Linked DNA regions of Homo sapiens: region 1 is linked to region 2. A link is a loop called in an ENCODE intact Hi-C map of the cell type or tissue named here. Cell type or tissue: endothelial cell of umbilical vein. All regions are shown on one strand. Each heading gives the region's core, and the rest is flanking DNA. Links, peaks and the distances in the headings are about the cores only.

Region 1 (2,931 bases), core at 122-2,621, 920 kb before region 2:
TGGCTCGAGCTGAGCTTTCGTTCGCGGTCCACTACTGCCGTTTGCCGCCGTCACAGACCCGCCTCTGACTTCCACCCCTCTGGATCCGTCAGGTTGTCCACTGTGCTTCTGATCCAGCGAGACGCCCATTGCCGCTCCCAATCGGGCTGGAGGCTCGCTATTGTTCCTGCATGGCTAAGGGCCCAGGGTTCGTCCTAATCGAGCTGAACGCTAGTTGCTGGGTTCCAGGGTTCTCTTCTGTGACTCACGGCTTCTAGTAGAGCTATAACACTCACCGCATGGCCCAAGCTTCCATTCCTTGGAATCCGTGAGGCCAAGAACCCCAGGTCAGAGAATAAGAGGCTTGCCCCCGTCTTGAGAGTGGCCCGCCATATCTTGGGAGCTCTAAGAACAAAGACCCGCACGTAACAGTGGTATCCTATTGTGGTTTTGATTGATCCTTGGGGGCTAATGACACCCAACATCTTTTCATGTGCTTGCTGGCTACTTGTATGTCTTCTTTGGTAAAATGTCTGTTCAGCTTCTTGCCTGCTTTCAACTGGGTTATTTGTCTTGAGTTGTCATAGTTCCCTATATATTCTAGATACAAGTCCCTTATTAAATGTATGATTTGTGAAACTTTTCTTCCACTCTATGGGCTTTTTCACTTTCTTGATGGTGTCTTTAAATCATATATGTTTTTAATTTTGATAACCTCGTAGGACTTTAAACGGTGAATTATTTTTTCTTTGCCTTTGGGTCATTAACAAATAGACATTAATAAACGTGGTGATAAAAATGTTTGCTAAGGAATACATGGTGAAGTGATCTGTAAGAGGGAATTCCAGATTAATATAAAAGGCAAAATGAATGGATAGAAACTGTAGCATTAGACGAAACAGCAGGAAGTAGGGTACGGTGGGAGAAGATGTGGTGTGGAGAAGGGCAGTCCTATATATGCAGGAATCACTCCAGTTGCCGAATACCAAAAGGCCCCTCTTCAGTGTCATTGTCAGAAGGAAATATCCTTGAGGGACAGAACTCACGTAATTAAGGACAACCACAAGGAGATTATAGTTTATAATTTTCTGCATGTTCTTAGAATAAACAGACCCCCCATAGCAATAACTACTTATTAATGAAGTCAGGTGTGCATGCTCATTCCTAGCCTGGTTAGTCTATGGCATGCACATAACACAGAATTTTTGATGGATGAATATTTATTTATGCATGAGTAGCACGGATATTACACTTGCAGATGAAGCCAGAGTTCCAGGTTGCTATCATCATTGTATGAATAGAATGGAGTTGTTTTTCCTTATTATTTTCCTTGTCTTTCTCCCTTCACCTCCCCCAACCTTGCCACTTCCCATCTAAACACAGGAATATACTAATCAGGGAAATATGCACTGCTGTTTAGCAAAGGGGTCAAACCCATTTGGATGGAATTCCAGGCTCAGCAGGCTAACAATGGCAGGAAACTGGGCCCTCAAGCCGGCTGCACCGGGGGGCTGTTGAGCGATAGCTTGTTGAAAGAGGCGGCCCTGGGGTATGCTACTTTGGCTTGCTTTATGTTTGGAATGCTGCGATTGTTCCAGACACAATGAGGGATCTGTCTGTCCACACAGGAGCAGTTATAATTACAGGAACAGAAGCTAAATTACTGCTCTTAATTGCAAATGATTCCATTGCAGCCTGTATACAACTCTACTAATTTGTCCTCTGGGCTTTATGGGGGCAGGCAGGATTTTTAATTTAATGTCTTTGGTGATTATGCTTTATGTCCACTTCAAATTGTAATGCCCTGCCGGTGAGGCCAGGGTCCCTTCTGCTTCAAGTTCATACCCTTCTGTACTACCTGTCTTGTTGATTTTGATGATTCAGGCCAGTACATGATGTTGCCTCTGCTGAGAAGACAGGGTGTTCAAAGTGCATCTGACTCTGGTGTCCTAAAACCTTGCTTTGTTGCTGCCTTTAAGGGGCAATCATAACATCCTGTAGAGAGGTCTTCTTGTGTATGTGACTTAGGAAACACTTCCTACTTAGGAAAGAAGGTTGACATCTGGCCTGGCATTGTGTTCTGGAAAAGGCAGCTGCAACAGATGTGAGTTTATAGCAAACATCATCAATAAGTGGATGCTCTTTTATTGTGGAGTAGGATCTCTGTCCCTTTGTCTGTTAGGAAGTGCTTTGGGAAGATTCACCACCCTTGATAATTTAAACATCATTCCTTCATTCATTCATTCATTCAGCAACTGTTATTTGAAGGTCTACTATGTGCCAGTATTAGGAGTGGGATGAAGAGTAGAGTAAGAGAAGGCCTACGCTATGAGCTTACAGTCTCTGTAGGGATCCAAACACATAAATGAGTAAGGCAGTGTGATAGTGTCATGGCAGAATTTTACACGTTTCATGGCCTGCAGATAAGAAGTGAAGAATATTCCCAGAAGCAGCCACAAACCTTTCCTTCCAGAACATTGTCCAGAACTGAAACATGGACCAATATTAAAACAGTCACTGGTAAGTGGATAGGCTAACTCTTCGATCAATCAGGCCTGCCCAAGGAAAAGGGAGAAGAGACAGCTTTCCTAGAAGCATAGGGCAAAGGTGGGAGATTTAGGTGTCTGAACGAAATCCAGTCTCTGTTTAAAGAAGAAGACAGAATGATGCTGAGAGACACCCAATAATATCCATCACCTCAGACAGACATGTCAGAGAGCTCACTCTGGCAGCAATGTAGGGATTGGGGATGATGGGGCAGATTGAAGGCAGGGACATAGTTGGGAGGTGCTGTGGGATTCAGGGAGGGGGCTGAGAGCTGGAACTGAGGCAGAGATACGTGCCAAAGAGAGGAGGGATCAGTTCTGAGAGCTGCAAGGAAGAAGAATTTATAACAGTGATTCTTAAGCACTGGGGGAACGTTGGCCCCAAATAATCTGATGCTAGCAGTTT
Region 2 (2,931 bases), core at 141-2,640:
TGGCTTTCTGTGCTACTGTGTTCAACATGAACTAAAGCTTAACAATTAGTTCCTATTTTCCTATAGTTCTAATAATTTTTATATCCTTCTTTCTTCACATATGTGTGTGTTTATTTTGTGTATTAATATACATATTTACAATAGACTATAAAAGCTATGTCCATGCATCTATGTAGATATATATATATTTCAACCACTGTATATTATCATTATATGTTTTCATCCAATTATAAAAATATAAAATATTATTGATCTATAGCACTCTATTTTCCCATAGCTGTCCATTTCAGTTGAGGTTTCCATGACTGTTGTTTGCTGATAATTGCATGCATTTACTGATTTGCTTATCACTTCCTTATTGTACTACCTACTGTGTCATTTGTAATGTCAACTACAAATACGTTTTGAAAAGAATGAGATACAAATAAATCTAATAAATAAAATATGAATCAAAAAACTGTGTGGAAAAGATATTTATGGCATATATTTAGGAGGCTTTACTATGTTCAGGAGATGATACAGACTACTGAAACCACAATTGATAATATTTTATTAAAATTAGATGCTTGGATTATGATCAGTGAACCGTATGCTTACATATGCCAATGGCTTTTAGTTTAATCACTTTTGTCTAAACCTATCATGTCTTAAATATATGTTGATGCCACGGTAGTTCTAGAATATCTAAAATTTCTAGCCCAATGAGAAACAATGCCATTTTATATTTTTATACATTTTTATAAATGTTAAAAATGTGGATAAACAGCTATCAGAATGGAGTTGCTAGTCAAAGTCTACAATCTTTCAATGCTCCCTAGCCCATCTCTCTAGTATGCATTCTTATTGGCCCATTTCCAAAGAGCTGCAAGTTTGTGTTGAAAGCCGTGGGCACATCCCTGTGACTACAATGCTATGGTACAGTGGACAAAGTCCACAGAATTCTCCCGAAGGTAGAAAAGACATTAAATGGCTTTCTTTCCTTGAGTTCTTAGCTGGAGACAGAACAAAGCAACCTGTTCACTGCCCTCTACAGAAATTTGAATCTAATCAAGGGCTAAAAATTAATCATGTTTTTACAGGAAGAACGACATCAGGAAGCTTTTCTAGCTGGGGGGAAAAATGAGGATGGAAATAAAGCAATGCACTTCACAAATTTGAGAGTTCTGAAAATGACTCATCAAGCAATCATGTCAGGAATGCCTGGCTGTTAGCAGATGGCTGGTTGGGGTGTCAGACCAGCTTCTTGAGATCCAGGTTGAGGGATAGTGTCTCTCCTTCAGAACAGACCTTGGTGTAAACTTGCTGGGATCCACTCCAATCTAGGGATGGAGACTGTGGTCTTCTAAGGGGAGTTGGAGGGTGCTGTGCTCTCAGCTGTTGGTTGAATTTGGAAGGAGGAGATTTGTCTCAACACTCTTGTCTGTATCCTGAAACAATAGAAGCAGCCCTGCCTAGTGTCTTGGTGGGGCTCCAAGTTGATGCAGCACATTTTTGGAAGTGCATATATTTCTGGGAGTGTGGGTAGTGATTCAATTCATACAAATATATGCCCTTAGATGTGACAAATACCACCTTGTCTATTACCTTTTAATCTCAGTTAATCATGCGTCATGATTAATTATGATGCTTCTTATTTACTGTATAATACAATGTAACTTTTATATCATTTAATTTTTCATGTAATTCTCTTATCTACCTCAGCCAACTGTTAAGCTCATTAAGAGCAGGGATCGTGCTTTTTACTCTTTTGTGATCCCCCCACAGCATCTTATTATCATCTTTTCAACCAAAACATTGTTATTAAGAGTCTCTGATGTCCATGGACTATTTTTTCAGAGGTGATAGTTGTTATAAAATAAAAAACAGACTGTCATAACATAACACCAAAACTGGCTTGTGAATATGGGTTGTAGTACACTTATTTGGAAATAAGCCTTAAGATTGGGTTATTTAAGTGGGGTACCTACTAATGTAACTATTCACGAGACACAAGAATCATGACAGTAATAATCAGGGACGCATTATTGAGTTTAACAATACCTTAGAGCAGTGTTTCCCAAACTGCCCTCTTTGGTGTGACAGTTACAGCATAAATCAGTAAATCAGTAAGTGTTCAATGCACACAATGTTTGAATGATTGAGTTTGGGAAATGGTGCCTATTATATCACTCATATGAAAACTTCCCAATGTGTGTAATTATAGTAATGATTCTGTCAAGTCTTCTGTTAAGAAATCTGCTTAACTTTGTTTAACTCCATGTATTCTTGCAGGCCACCCCCCTTTAATTTTTAATGACTTATGAATTTTTCAAAAGGCACTCGTGTTCCAAGGAGCACCATTTGGAAAAGGTTCCCTAAGGAGTTTATTCTTTATATCAGTTATTTTTGATGACAACAAAGGGGCTTGTTGGGGAAAACCACAGCTGCTGTCTGTAATGAGAACGACATGCAGTTTACTCTGCCTGTGTCATTGGTACACTGTCTCTCCTTCCTGAGAAGCAGACACCAACTTGTAAGCAGGAGGGTAAGGGAGTAGTTTTTAGGCTAATTTTTATCTTTTCCCCTTCTCCCCCACACTTACCAGTCTTGCCTGTCCTTTTTTGTAGTGGAGTACTCATTTCCAGATTCTCATCCCATATTACTAAATGTCAACAAATTATTAATATGTCCTTTAATAACCACAGAAATGAGTTGTTGCTTATTGTTGAATCTGTTAATCCTTTCAACTTGTCTGTGTTCTCTCCGTAAGATCAATATTCTGTGATATTTGAGAGAGAATGAAAGAGACATAATACCTGCTCTCTTGATAGTTTTTTCCCTTTATCCCCTAGAATATTTTGTGATGATTAATAACCCATGTCTTCAAGTTCTTCCCGCAACTACCTTCATTGCCTTATCCCATAAACATGTTCAAGTCTCCTTTGTGCTAAA

The links. Hi-C counts contacts between places; a loop is a spot of excess contacts. Peaks named below come from ENCODE experiments on the same cell type or tissue, not always from the same donor. Only the 100,000 strongest peaks of a DNase experiment are listed, where the experiment ranks them.
Region 1: it touches region 2 in a loop (9-fold over the local background); 1 of 110 quality-filtered maps calls a loop at or near these places.

What each region holds. Positions count from the first base shown.
Region 1 is chr6:11,649,012-11,651,942 of GRCh38, forward strand. No RefSeq gene overlaps it. Among named protein-coding and RNA genes, the nearest start is that of TMEM170B, 110 kb to the left of the region's middle. RefSeq lists enhancers at 1,119-1,724, 1,725-2,330. In endothelial cell of umbilical vein, for the core only: no CTCF peak of the experiment used is centred there; a DNase peak (open chromatin) is centred at 1,430; H3K27ac peaks cover 2,414 bases.
Region 2 is chr6:12,572,189-12,575,119 of GRCh38, forward strand. No RefSeq gene overlaps it. Among named protein-coding and RNA genes, the nearest start is that of LINC02530, 12 kb to the right of the region's middle. In endothelial cell of umbilical vein, for the core only: no CTCF peak of the experiment used is centred there; a DNase peak (open chromatin) is centred at 1,153; H3K27ac peaks cover 2,500 bases.